Linked DNA regions of Homo sapiens: all the other regions are linked to region 2. The links are chromatin contacts, found by Hi-C or POLR2A ChIA-PET in ENCODE. All regions are on one chromosome and are shown on one strand. The core of a region is the stretch at or near the end of the contact, and the rest is flanking DNA. Distances in the headings are between cores, read along the strand shown. Region 1 overlaps TRPC4 (transient receptor potential cation channel subfamily C member 4). Region 2 overlaps TRPC4 (transient receptor potential cation channel subfamily C member 4). Region 3 overlaps TRPC4 (transient receptor potential cation channel subfamily C member 4).

The links. Hi-C counts contacts between places; a loop is a spot of excess contacts on that map. ChIA-PET counts read pairs that join two places held with the same protein, here RNA polymerase II (POLR2A). Pooled maps may share reads with other maps.
Region 1: a loop to region 2 is called in a map of endothelial cell of umbilical vein, with 7 times the contacts of the local background. The contact joins two enhancer-like sites. A Hi-C loop is called at or near these places in 4 of 168 maps with a recorded cell type or tissue (IMR-90, PC-9, endothelial cell of hepatic sinusoid and 1 more) and 3 of 50 pooled maps. POLR2A ChIA-PET finds 5 or more read pairs at or near these places in 2 of 52 experiments (MCF 10A and endothelial cell of umbilical vein).
Region 3: a map of endothelial cell of umbilical vein shows a loop between it and region 2 (5-fold over the local background). The contact joins two enhancer-like sites. A Hi-C loop is called at or near these places in 1 of 168 maps with a recorded cell type or tissue (endothelial cell of umbilical vein) and 2 of 50 pooled maps.

Annotation. Positions count from the first base shown.
Region 1 is chr13:37,654,563-37,659,165 of GRCh38, forward strand. It overlaps TRPC4 (transient receptor potential cation channel subfamily C member 4), which reads right to left. Exons shown (of 11, transcript NM_016179.4): 7 at 526-721. Among named protein-coding and RNA genes, the nearest start is that of POSTN, 58 kb to the left of the region's middle. Within about 2 kb of position 2,174, at least 5 of the 41 ENCODE cell types and tissues checked have a DNase peak (open chromatin) inside an H3K27ac peak, as active enhancers do; they include IMR-90 and endothelial cell of umbilical vein, where a contact is called at or near this core.
Region 2 is chr13:37,700,290-37,704,645 of GRCh38, forward strand. The region is part of intron 3 of TRPC4 (transient receptor potential cation channel subfamily C member 4); the gene reads right to left. Among named protein-coding and RNA genes, the nearest start is that of POSTN, 100 kb to the left of the region's middle. Within about 2 kb of position 1,867, at least 5 of the 41 ENCODE cell types and tissues checked have a DNase peak (open chromatin) inside an H3K27ac peak, as active enhancers do; they include IMR-90 and endothelial cell of umbilical vein, where a contact is called at or near this core.
Region 3 is chr13:37,744,011-37,748,662 of GRCh38, forward strand. It overlaps TRPC4 (transient receptor potential cation channel subfamily C member 4), which reads right to left. Exons shown (of 11, transcript NM_016179.4): 3 at 1,927-2,445. Among named protein-coding and RNA genes, the nearest start is that of TRPC4, 120 kb to the right of the region's middle. RefSeq lists a silencer at 3,282-3,576. Within about 2 kb of position 3,346, at least 3 of the 41 ENCODE cell types and tissues checked have a DNase peak (open chromatin) inside an H3K27ac peak, as active enhancers do; they include endothelial cell of umbilical vein, where a contact is called at or near this core.

The DNA.
Region 1 (4,603 bases), core at 924-3,423, 45 kb before region 2:
AAAACATGTATTGTATCGTGTATTATCCTACAGAAGTTAATATTACTTCTCTTAATACATTGCTTTCCCTGAGCTTTAAGAAATTGAAAATCCTGTGGCTTCTCCCCTTCCCAGACTCCTCTCTGGGTTATCTTTTGTATCTTCCCCTGTAGGGATGACTTCGCTTATATGAGAGTGGTAGGTTAAATGGACCGACAGGAGGCAAAACCTATTGTACACGGCGCAGAGATGAGCTGCTTGTTTATTAGTCAGACCTCAGCTACTACTTCCCATAGCCAATGGCTGCCTGGCAAAATGGATTTGGTTTATCTTTGTAATCATGTGTAACATGACAAAATCAGATTAATTTATAGCTACATATAGTGTGCTACTGCTCAGAAATTTCAAATTAACCATTTATAATTCTTATCTGTCTAATCAATAGCTAATTATAGATTTTATTTACGATGATAAGAAGATGGAGTATAGCTAAGAACAACACATTCTAGAGGAAACATTGAATTAAAATAAAGCTGGTCAACTTACAGCAATCAGTTGGTAAGAATTATTCATCATAGCTATTAACATGTTGAGTAGAACAACCAGAGAGATGACATTGTATGTCCCAAACATGGTGGCACCAACAAACTCAGTAAATTCATGCTGTGCTTTGACATTGGTCACATATAAATTGATGAGCCCAAATATTGACCAAAACAGGGACTGCAGTGTCTCAAATAACCTGTAATAAAGATAAAATGATACTAATAGCTATATTAATGGAATCATTATACATGGGATAAAACAATAAAGCTTGGCATGATTATATATATATATATATATAATTAACTTAAACATTAATATCAACAGTAAAATAACCTTTTAGGACAATTATAAAATTAAACGATAAAAAGAGTGAAATAAAACTGTTTTCCTCAAACTAGTAGAAATGGTGTACTTAAATTTCCCAAGAGCTTTGAAAGCTAAATTTAGTTTCCTAGGGCAGAGAGAGGCAAATGTGGCATGGGTACTGAGTTAAGAATGGTTTTCACTTTCTAAAATGGTTGGGAAAAAAATCAAAAGAGTGATATTTTATGACATGAAAATTATGTAAAATTCACATCTCTATATCCATAAATAAAATTTTATTGAAACACATCCATTCTCATTCATTTATGCATTTTCTATAGCTTCTTTTGTGCTACAATGGCAGAAGAAAGTAGTTATAGCAGAGAACATATGGCTCAGAAAACCTAAAATATTTACTATCTGCTCCTTTTCATAGAACATTTGTCAATCTCTGTCCTAGGGCACTAAGTCATCACTAATAAATGATAGATCCCAAATTTTAGGCTTTAAAAAGTTTGCTCTTTTACTGATTTTGCTTTGGTTGTAGGAGAATTGAGAACATTATAATTACTACAGATTTCTATGTTTACAACTAAAATTGGACATAATGCATCTTGTAAGATGGTAAAGAGTCTCAGAATGCTTACGTAATAAAATTTGATGGGTTTTTGGTTTTTTTGGTATTTCAAGGAACATTTTATTTATTCTAGCCAATGAATGAACTCTGGCTATTTTATTGAAAATAATGTCCCTTTAACTTACTCCAAAAAATGAAATAAGCTGAGGACTATCTGAACTCAAATGGAGAATTGTTTGTTTCAAAGGGACCATAATAATACATTAATATAGTGTAATAAAACGATGATAGAGATTTCATACTTCTTGGTAAATCGTTAAAATGAGACTATATTTAAATTACAAAAATAAAATGAAAACCTTCTCATACACGGCATGATGACTAAGGAGGTAGGATTTCTGTCTATTGGGAGATTAGCATTAGATTGGAATGGTGTTGCAGAACCAAGTCAATTATGGCTTCTGGCAACTCCCAGCCCCAGTGGCATTGTCCCCTGTATGCCCTTTTATGGAAAGGTAGTCCTTGTGTAAGACTCTGGAGCTTCTCACCCAATACCTCCATGGACTAAGTCAATCATGGTCAAGTGACCCAAGGAGAGAAAATTCATATAAGGCCAGTGGCCTGTGGCATGCATTAAGGCAAAAAAGATCAGAATTCCCCTCTAGAGAAGTTTGCCTTAAAAATATCAAGATAATTGCCCAAAGGGGTTGGGATGACAGGGGTTATGATGTGGAGTCAGAGTCACTGGAATGACGGGATGCCAAAGGTTTGAGACAGCACAAACTAAGAAGCAGAGAATTGAGGATGAATAAGCCAGGCAATAAGTAAACTCGGAATAAGGATGAAGTAGCTGACTCATTTTAATGCTGACACACAGAGTAACAATCCCATGGCCCAGCACTACGTCAACTCCGGCTCTTCCCAAAGCTGGGGCTTGCTCTAGGTTCTGCCCTTGCAAAGATAAACCCTTACTCAGAAGACTGAAGGGCTATAATTCTTTGCATGTTTTTTTATAACTAAATGCCTGTTACTTGAAATAAGCTGTGAATTCTAGTGCATATAACCAGGAGATTCCAGCTAAATATGCCTAATTGGCATTCAGGATGGAAATTGCTTTTTTAAAAAGGTAAAAAATTTCATATTTTTAATTGAGCAACTAATTTTAAGACAGAAAATTTAACTATTTATTTTCTAGACCTGTAAAATGACGGAACAACAGATTATTGTGAAGGAGAAAGGGCACTGATCTGATCAACTTTAGCCAGACTGTGATTCTTAAATGGAATGCTGTGCATTCTACGAGGAGGTGATCACATATTCTTAGAGGAAAACCCAGGTGCCAGATTCCAACAATAATAGAGAGAATTCAATCTGACTCATTGGCCCTAGACAAAGGCCACTAAAGCTACTCTTTGAAAATTTCTCAGGAAAAAGTAAATTTGGCCCATGGCCATGAATTCTTTATTTTTAGTAACTTTAAAGACAACTTCTAAAATTAATCATAGTGTCCTTTGGATTTAATGTGAAAGAATTGTATTCTTTCTTTCCAAATAGTTTATGTTCTCACTGTGAGTATACACATAAAAATCAGCTGGTTTTCCTGACATGAATAGCAATTTAAGGAAAGTTGTAAGTTAAATATTATAAGTTATACAATATATAGTGTAAAATGTTACCACATAAACCCCATTACAGGTTCTTTTTCAAATAAAAACAATGATGCAGAATAAACCACTTATTATTTTGAATAGTACACATTTGCTCCTGTCTACATAGTAACTACTAATTTTAGGAAACATTAATAAATACTTTTGCAAAATATTTATTGATGTTTAAAAAAATTTAAAGGGGAAAATTCTAAATAAAGTGACATTTCATGATTACTTATAGATTATTTCTTTCTTTTATTTTCCTTCTTTTAGTGGAATAAGTCAGTGGTGAGATTTAAAGACTAGTTCCACTTAACTAAAATATATTTATTTCTCAGAGGAATTAAGACCCTGGCCTTAGTGTTTCTCAATGAATTGTTCAGATAACAGGTGGATTTTTAAAAAATCAGTCTAAGTTAACATTTCAAAGCCACTGCTTTCAGAAATGTTTTTGTCATTAGTAATTCCCAAATCTATTGAGACCAACATTGCCCATACATTGAAGGATCATTACTTAAAGTATCACATCTCAGAATGCCTTTACGTGACTAATATTTTTCTTGTTCTGTGGTAAGATATGAACTGAAAACTCTCCAAGATAATGCTACAATTTAATTAAGTGACATTTAGTATAAAACTTGGGTTGAAGACTAAATCCTAACAGTCTGTATGGGTGGACTTAGGTCCTGCCTTCCTAATGATAGCATTTTATCTCTTGCTTTGAATATATTGCTCAACATATGCTTTATACAATTAGCTTGTTTCCCTGATTATATATTTACAGCCAGAAGAATTGAACGTGTAAAAAAGTAATGTATTCCATTGTTGAAATTTTCCTCTATCCCATGGGACTAAAACAATGAGCAAACATAAATTAATAAAAAATTCATCTGAATATTTTATCTTTAGTTTATAAGCAAAAATGAAATATTAAAATAATGTATGACTCCAACTGGCCAGTTACAACCATTAGGAATACAGCTCCAACAAATATAAAAGGGCTTTGCTTAATGAGACAATACCTGTCACAAAGCCTGTGCCCCTCTCTTCATAAGAAAGTACCTTACCAGGGGCTAATAGCTTAAAATTGCACATAGAATAGTTTCAACAACTAAATATTTTGTGTTTTTTGGTAACATGTAGTTCTTCTCAGGGTAATGAGAAAATAACCTGGAAAGGAGCAGGAGGAAGTATGTATTCACTGGTGGGAAACGGCATGAAGATGCATAGAAGACATGGATCACAGCCTGACACTGGGCATTCAGTCAGGGAGAAGACCAGAAAAGGCCTCCTGCAAAAGGTATATCTGAGGTAGGATTTGGAAAAAAAAATTGCCACATGGAAGGGCAGAATAAGGCCATTCTCGAATAAGAGAAGAAAATAACGTATTTGGGGATTTGTATTTATAATCCATCAGGAAATATTGAAGAGTAAAGTGTTAATGGGGGATTGAAAGATGAGACAAGAAAAGGAAGTGATACAGAGGATGTTCGTCTCTTTCAAATAGCATGTTGAAATGTAATCCCTGATGTTGAAAGTGGGGCTTAGA
Region 2 (4,356 bases), core at 617-3,116:
TAATAGATGAAAATGGTGGATGGAAAGCAGTGAGGAAGGCTCAGATCCTGGCCTTCCATGAATGGGCTGGTTCTCCAGTCTCTAATGAGCCACTGACATTTTCCACACAGAGGAGTGGCATGTTCAGAATGGGTGTTTCACTTTTAATCAAAGTCTCCTGGAGAGACTCCTACTGAAGAATGAACACTGCTCTACTATCTCCCAGTAGGTCAAGAATTCAGAAAGGAAAAAAGAGACAGAATGGGAATGAATATTAGTTGTTCTTATGAAATAAAATGATATAAGCGCACTTTGCTTTTCCCTTCTCTATTCCTTTTAACATAATATCAAGACCTATAGTTTTAGAAAAAATTAAATTGTTCCAGACCTTAGAAAATAGGAAACTCATTTCATAGCTTCTTTCCAGAATCAAAAGTTGATATCACAGAATGGAGTTGTTTCTCTACCCATCTAATTTATACATATAAATAATATATGTGAAGGGTTATATTTGTTTCAAATGTGTTAGGTCCTATAAGCAGAATTTTTAAACTGTAGCCTTAAGGTTGAGAATAAGATCACTTCCTTTTATGCTCTCTAATCTCTTTTCTGTCTCCCTGACAAAAGCTCTGCTGACTATCTTGGCTGACAGATTTTCTGGGCTTAAAAAAGATAACAATAATAATACTCTGTTTTTTAATGATCTGTTAATTGAGGTTGGAATTAAATTAGTCTATAATATACAGAGAAAAAGTTATGTGTTTTGGAAACAGCAGAGGCAACACAGTCACCGACCTCTCAGGTTGTGCTATTTGCTCCAACTTGTATGGCAACAGAGCTGGCAACTGCACAAAAACAACACATAAAAGAGCCAAAAAAGAGAAAAAGGGACAAAAAGAGTTATAGTTCCCTATAATTCTGTCAGTCTTTGATATCATTTTCACAAAGCAGACAGGAATAAAGAGTAAAGTATCTGTTGAATGGAAATTATTCTTTGGCGTAATTTTATTTTTTATTCTTTATTGGCTCATCTAATTGTCAATGATTCCTGCTGATCAAACATCTGGGATGTTCCTCCCCGGCTGCACCATCTCTCCAGCTCCTCTGCCATCTCTCTCATCTAGGTCTTTTATTTTTTACAAGGATTATTGAGTAATCAGCTTCCCTCTCTCATTCTTTTTTTAAACAGCCTAAGTTATGTTCCTAAAAATGAGGCATGTATCATTTCCTCTCCGTCATCATTGTCATTTCCAGCATTTCCACTTGCCACACGTGCAAGTGTTGCTTGTTCCCATCCTGGTCTCTGTGGCCCTTCATGCTAGCTTCCTGAGAAAATGCACATCCCAGTAAGTAAGGACAAATCATGAGGCAGGGTGAAGGATGACCTGAAAATAAGGAACAAACTACTGTACGTGAGCATATTAGTCACTGAAAACAGACCTATAACCATCAATAGTTCAAAGAAACTCAAACTGCAACCCAAAGAATCTGCGTATGAATAAGGACTTCACTGATTATTTTCTGACCCAAGGTACTGCTATTATTGTGGATATTGAAATGTTTTATACATAAACTATATCTCCATATGGTATTGAGATTTTGTTAAAATTTATTTGCTCATTGTGTTAGTTCCTAAGGGCTGCCATAAAAAGTACCATAAATTAGGTGGCTTAAAACAACATATTTTTTTTTTCTCATAGTTCTGAAAATGTGAATTCTAAAACCAGAGTGTTGGCAGCGCCATGCTTTCTCTGAGACTCTGGGTAGAATCTTTCCTTGACTTTAGCAACCTTCTGGTAAGCGACTGTGAATTCAAGGCATTCCTTGGCCTGACAGCTGTGTCATTCCAATCTCTGCCTCTGCCATCACGTGGCATTCTCCCTGTATGCCTCATTTCACATCATCTTCTCTCTTTTTATAAGATAACCAGTCATATTGGAGTAAGAGTCTGTCCCACTCCAGAATGACCTCATCTTCAGTAATTTATTGTGCAATGATCTGTTTCCAAATAAAGTCACGTTCTGAGGCAGGCACTTGGGGTTTGGACATTAGCATGTCTTTTTGCCAGATACAATTTAAACCATAACATCCATAGTTACTCATTTTCTAGTAGTTGTCTAGTATATAGTTTTTGACTCTATAGTTTACATAAAAATTGATATTTCAAATATTCCAAATATATTTCAAGATCATAAATAATTTTAAAAACCAGATAACTTTGTTTATAACACTGTTTTATTAAATATGATTGTTAGCCTAAATTAATGTTCTGGAAAAATTGAAGAAATATCACAGTGGTGAATTGTGGCATTAGATCCCTGTCTTCCAACTATACAGTTTTCCTCTACCTCTTATATCATATTTTAAAATTTTCTTATTTTGTCACAAGGATTGATAATAAATGGCAATAAATAAAAGAAACAAGGAAGAGAAAAATATCAATAACCTTATGAAATGAGGGGACCCTACACATAGGCAGTCAGCTATATACATAATGCGATTTTCGAAGGTCTGAAAAAGGTCATATATATAAAACCATCTCCCATATCAGTCTTCTGTTACAATTAAATCTTCCTAAGAGCTTTCTGAAGACTTGCATATTTTAGCTGGAATAAAACATTACATTGCTTAGACAAAAGAGGAATTAAGCAACTAGTACATAGTTGTCATCTAGTGAAGATAGGGCTTTTTATGCAATGGGATGAAAAAAAATTGAAGGTTGGAAAAAAGAAGGGTCATAAAGCTTTAATGTAGTCCAGCACTGTACCCTTAGTAAAGAATTCCAGGGATGCAGGAGAAAATACATGTATAAGGATTATCTGAGAGAAAGCATCTGAAAGGTGGTAGTTGTATGTGCTAGGACTCTCCAATATAAGAAAAAGTTTGACTAGTATAGTTGCGCTTGGTTTCATCACGTTCCTAAGGTTGAATTATCCACATAGCTCCTCTTTAGGAAAATTGCCACTTGAAAGCCACACAGGTACATAAAATTCAATAAGTTCACAATTTAATTAACATTTTGGACCATAACACTGTTTACCCATCTATGTTTATTGTGTTGATAAGTGGTACAACGTCTACCTAGATGCAACATGAACTCTTCTCCATCCATTCATAGCATAATTTAAGATTTAGAGAGTTCCTACCACCAAAAAAAACCAGTGTTTTGTAACTCACCTTCTCCCTGACCAAGTATAATTAACCAAATATAATAATGAGGAAACAAAAAACTCAAATAAAAAATGGGGACTAAAATTTGAAGAGACAGCATCAAAAGATATATAGATGGCAAATAAACACATGAAAAGATGCCCAACATCTGTTGCACATTAGGGAAATGCAAATCAAAGTCACAATGAAGTATCACTGCATACCTATTAGAATGACTAAAATTAAAAAAAATATCTAATTAAAACATATGTTGATACATGTTTGCAGACACTTAAACTTTCATACATTGAACAACAAAATATAAATAGCTTTTTAAAAAGAGTTTGCAGTTTGGTTTGGTTTGTTTTTAAATTAAATATACATCTACCAATGATACATCCATTCTTACTCTAGGCATTTATCCAAAATAAAATAGAAAATAAAAAAGAAAATAGAAAATAAAAATTTATATACATAAAAACACTTGACTACAAATATCATAGTAGCTTTTTTGTAATAGCCTCAAACTGGAACAAGCCAAATGTCCACCAACCCAGGACTGGATAAGCAAAATATGGTATATTCATATAATGGAAGATTAGTCAGCAATGAAAAGGAATGAACTGTTGTATTGATATACACACATGGTTGAATATTTTTTAAATTATGCAGAATGAAAGAAGCCAAAGGAAAAAAAGAACACATACTGTATAATCCCATTTATATAAACTCTAGAAAATAAAAACTAATCTAGTGACAGGCAGCAGATCAACAGTTGCCTACGGGGGAATGGGGAGGGTGCAAGGAAGAATTATAAAAGAGCAGAAGGTAACCTGTGATGGTGATGGATGTGTTCTCTATCTTAATTTGTTTATGTTTTCACAGGTGTATACATTTTACAAAAACTTACCAAAGTACTCACTTTAAATATGGGCAGTTAATTGTATGTCAATTTTCCTTCAATAAAGTTGCTATAAAATAAGTCTGGCTGAGCATGGTGGCTCATGCCTGTAATCCCAGCACTTTGGGAAGCCAAGGCAGGCAGATCACTTAAGGTCAGGAGTTTGAGACCAGCCTGGCCAATATGGTGAGACCCCATCTCTACTAAAAATACAAAAAGTAGCCAGAAATTGCTTGAACCCAGGAGGCAGAGGTTGCAGTGAGGTGAGATCGTGCCACTGCCCTCCAGCCTGGGCAACAGAGCAAGACTCTGTCTCTAAGTAAAAA
Region 3 (4,652 bases), core at 2,096-4,595, 45 kb after region 2:
AGGCTGCTTCTGCATTCTCTGTTTCATTTCATGAATTGTACATCTTGGGAACTTTACTCCATTCAACATTTGTAGGATAATATTAACAGTGAACAGCTATGGCATAAGAGAAAATCTTTGCAATCATCGTGTCGATTCTTTAAACCCCCTTCTCCAAAGAAAAACTAAAGAAAGCAAAGCATACTACTGTGCTAATATGGATCTTTAAGAAGATTTAGGCCATATCAATATTTCAATATCTTTCAAGTCTAAAGCCTGCAATGACTTCTTATCTTCCCATTTACCACTTTGAACATCTTTCATCAATGTATCTTATCATTGTGTAGTAAAATTACTCTAGTTTCTTTAAAATATTAGATCTCTGAGTCCAAAACATAAAAACCTAAGAAAATGAGTTAATACTGCTGACAAGGACTCAAAATAGCAAATGTGATTTTAGAGTTAGAGGGAATGGACACAAAAGAAGCTGTTCACTTCAGTATTAAGGGAAAAGTTCATTTCACCTTGTTTCAGGCTTCCATGACAACCAGATTAGCTTAACTAATCACACAACTAGAGGAAAAAATTGAGAAAGCAAGTTCAGGTATCTTGAACCTTGAGTATTTAGTGAGTAGCAACAGACAAAGCAGCCAGGGCTTATATGGGATCATTAAGGCCAAATTCAAAAGAAACTGAGTACATTTTACAATTCAGAAGTCTTTCACTTTTTCTCTTTCTCTTTTCATCTTACATAGCATTTCCAAGTATTGTTCTGGAATAGATAATTACTATCATTTAAGAGTGAACAGAGAACCAATATTTTCTTCAGATAGATGTAAACAGTCTTTTGAGAACTCACTCAAACACAAAGCAATTATGCTGGCTGATTAAGGGTAAGAAGTATGAGATTCTGTTATTTAATACAGCATTTTTAATATATGGAAATTTTACAAGAAATTTATTACTCCCTTGCGATGAACTTACTTGGTTTCTTATTCCTGACAAATCAAAAAAATGAGCAAGATATGAGAAAAGTTTTAGTACTTACATCTGCTATTGTACTAAAGTCTTTTATTTTATTAACACTTTATAATAAGTATTTACTGATATAAATAAAACAATACCATATAATTTACTAAGAGTCTTCACACATCCACATATTTTACACTTCCTAAAAACCTGTGAGGAAAATGTTGTCTATATATACAGTTGTCCCCAAGCATCTGTGGGGGATTGGTTCCAGGACCTCATGTGGATACCAAAATCCATGGCTGCTCTAGCCCTGCAGCAGTTGGCCCTACGGGACCCATGGATAGGAAAAAATCAGCCTTCCATATCTGAATGTTCCACATCCTATGAATGCTGCATTTTCCATCCACATTTGGTTGAATCCAAGGATGCGGAACCTGCAGATACAGAAGGCTGATTATTTATATATATATATGCGTATATATATATATATATATATATATATATATATATATACACACACACACACACTTATATATACGTATATATGTATATATATACGTATATATGTATATATACGTATATATATATATATATAATTTCAAATATTAAATCCATTCAGCAGGTGAGAATACTGAAGCTTAAGGAAATCTATCTGTGACCCCCTAAAGTTACAAGACTTATAAATAGCAGAGCCAGAAATCTCAGTCTGGACATACTAAAATTCATTAGTTTTTCCATTATACCACAGTCAATGTGTACATTTTAAGACAGAGGCCAAAAACATCAATTATTAAACCATTTATTACCACTCTTCAATGTGATTCATAATTATTAATCCGGTAGACAATAAATGTCATCCACTTACAGCTGAATAGAAAATGCTCTAAAACCCAAAACTAATTTTGTGAGTAGCAGTTTGCTTCACTGTGATTAAACTCTATGGCATTTTGATGGATCAAGTCTGGCAACACTCACCTCTTTTTGACGGTACTTAATGGCCAATTTTAGTCTTGCAAGATCATTTCCACTTTGTTCTTCTATGAGACTATTGTCATCTCGGTAATTAAGAATGATTTCCAGTTCTCTGGAACTTCTCGTCTGATCCAGTAGGTCCTTAGCAAATTGTTTGCACTGCCGTGACAGCTCTTCATACTCCGACTTGAATTCATTTTCCACCTTGCTCAGTTCCTGAAGTTCCCAACTTAACTGAAAGGCTGTGAGAAAAGGATCTTCGCTTGACAGTGCAATGAGAGAGGGACTGGCCAAGGCCTTGTAGATGTTGAGTCTGGAGCGTGAGTGACGGAGGCTGTCCACATCTGAACTGGACACGCATTCCACACAGTTACAGCGGACCTCGTGGGGTCGAGGCACTGAGACTCCTTTCTGAACCAAGAGTTTTATTATCTCATAATTATTTGTATGGGCTGCCAAAATGATTGGTGTAATGTCTGGAGTGAATTCAGAGAACTGCTTATCAAGGAGTATAGGAGGCACCTAAAAAAAAAAAAGGCAGAGGTGATGAATATTTATTCTTTTGTTCAAGTCTGTGAATTTCATACACCATGCTATAGCAATATGGAACAGGGTTTATATGTCCTTGGCCGGGTTTTTTTTTTTTTGTAGGAGAGATATGGTCTTTTCCCCTACAAAAAGACCAGACAAAATTGGAAAAAAAAACTTTCCAATATGATGCATTATTCTTTTTTTAATCTGAATTATGACATTTTACAGCATCTTAAAATAGGTGGTTATGGAAACTCTTTACTTGATGAATGTCTTTATTTCTTTTAAATAAGCCCAACTTATTTTCCAGCTGACACTATTTTCTTTGCTTTCTCAGAGATGTTGAGGTCCAAAATAATCAAGAAATACACTCAAAAACAGCTAATGATTTGTTTTAAACCCAAGCTCTTTCTCTGCAGTAGAAGTCCTTTAATTCCTCAATTAGGTTTTGTCTTTTGTTTGTTTTTACTGTGTTTTAGCTTCTGCTTTCCTATCATTCAGCCTAGTGACTAAATGTGGCAGCAAAAATAAGTGGGCTGGCCTCATGCTTCCTCTTTTCATCTGTGCTTTTCTGGTATATTTTCCAGATGACAAGAGGTGCTCCATAACTAGCATTACTGTTTTATTAGAAATAAGCAAGCATTGAGTCGAGTCAGCAGTGTGAATTCCACTGAATCAGGTCACCAATGTGTTTATGCACGATTTCCTTTGGGTTATACTCTAGGGATGGTAATGATGAAAATAATAATAGCCGCCATTTAGTAAGCATCTGCCAGGTACATTAACCCTCACCCTTTATTATTCACATTTTATGGATGTAGTTCCTCAGTGAGTAAGTGGAAGGTCTACAATCTGATCTGCAATTTCCACATACTTTAAAGACCTTATATAATAAACACAGGTTCACCTGTCTGACACCCAACCCTGAGTGAATTGCACTGCACTATGTTGCTTTAGCACTTTTAGTTTATTTATTTTTGCTGGCACAAAGCCATAGAGGCATTTATGAAAAGTTAATGCTACATAAGGGCAGTTAAACAGGCATGGCAAAAAAAAATGATGACTCACGTCACATTGAAATATGCTGCTGGAAAAATGAAGGAAACCACAAAAGGATCAGAGGAAAACCATATGGAGAAAAACGACACTCATGATGACACTTCATTAATGCTACTTTTAAATATAGGTACATTTTTATATGTGGACAATTACACACATTTTAAAGTCATCTGGCCATATAGGATATCCATTGGTTTCATGAGAAACACTAAAGATAATAGGAATGAAATTATCGATTTAAAATATCCTTTACAGAGGTATGCAATTATTTAATAGTGAAGATGGTAATAAACACTTTTTGAAATGTGCTTATGAGTACTAGGGTGACCACACTGCCTGTTAAGATAGTGTTTTACTTTTGTGCACTTTGAGGCCACTGTGAAGGTAAATAAAGTTTCCTTGGTCACAAGTACTGCAATCTCGTGTCAGTAAATCTGATAACCAAGATGGCTCTTAAGTGACTAAGGTTTGGGAAATGGTTTCAGTGTGCATTTGCCTGACAAAGTGAGAATTTACGTCCCAGGTGAGATGGAGTGGGACAACGTGAGATTTCATCGTGCTGTTCAGAATGGTGCAAAATTTACAACTTATGTATTATTTCTGGAATTTTCAATTTAATGTTTTTGGACCACAGTTAAGCATTGGTAACTGAAACTGATGAAAGCAAAACCTTGGATATGAGGAGACTACTGTACTTTTAGTGTTTTCTGTGGCAGACAATGAGGGAAGACAAAACAATGTAACTAAATAATTTCCTATATTAGATGTATGTTTAAGTGACATGTAATTTGAAGGCAATTTCTGGATTCAGTACAATTTCATCTTGGATTTCTATGCTTTTTAAGCTGTTAAGAATTTCAAATTTATTAACCATAAAATATATCTTTATAGAATATTGCAGAAAATTTTATTTTAAAAATAAGTATAATATATCCATACAGAATGGCATACATTTTTTTTCAAAAAAATAACAGTGTGAAAGTATTAAAGAGAGATATAGTAAGTTTATTAAAATATGTGAGAATATACCAAGAATAAATCTGCTGTTTGAGTTTTAATACTCAATAAACCATTGCATTGGTTTGTTGAATGGTCAATTGATTGGTCAGTAATGATATGGCTTGGCTTTATGTCTCCAC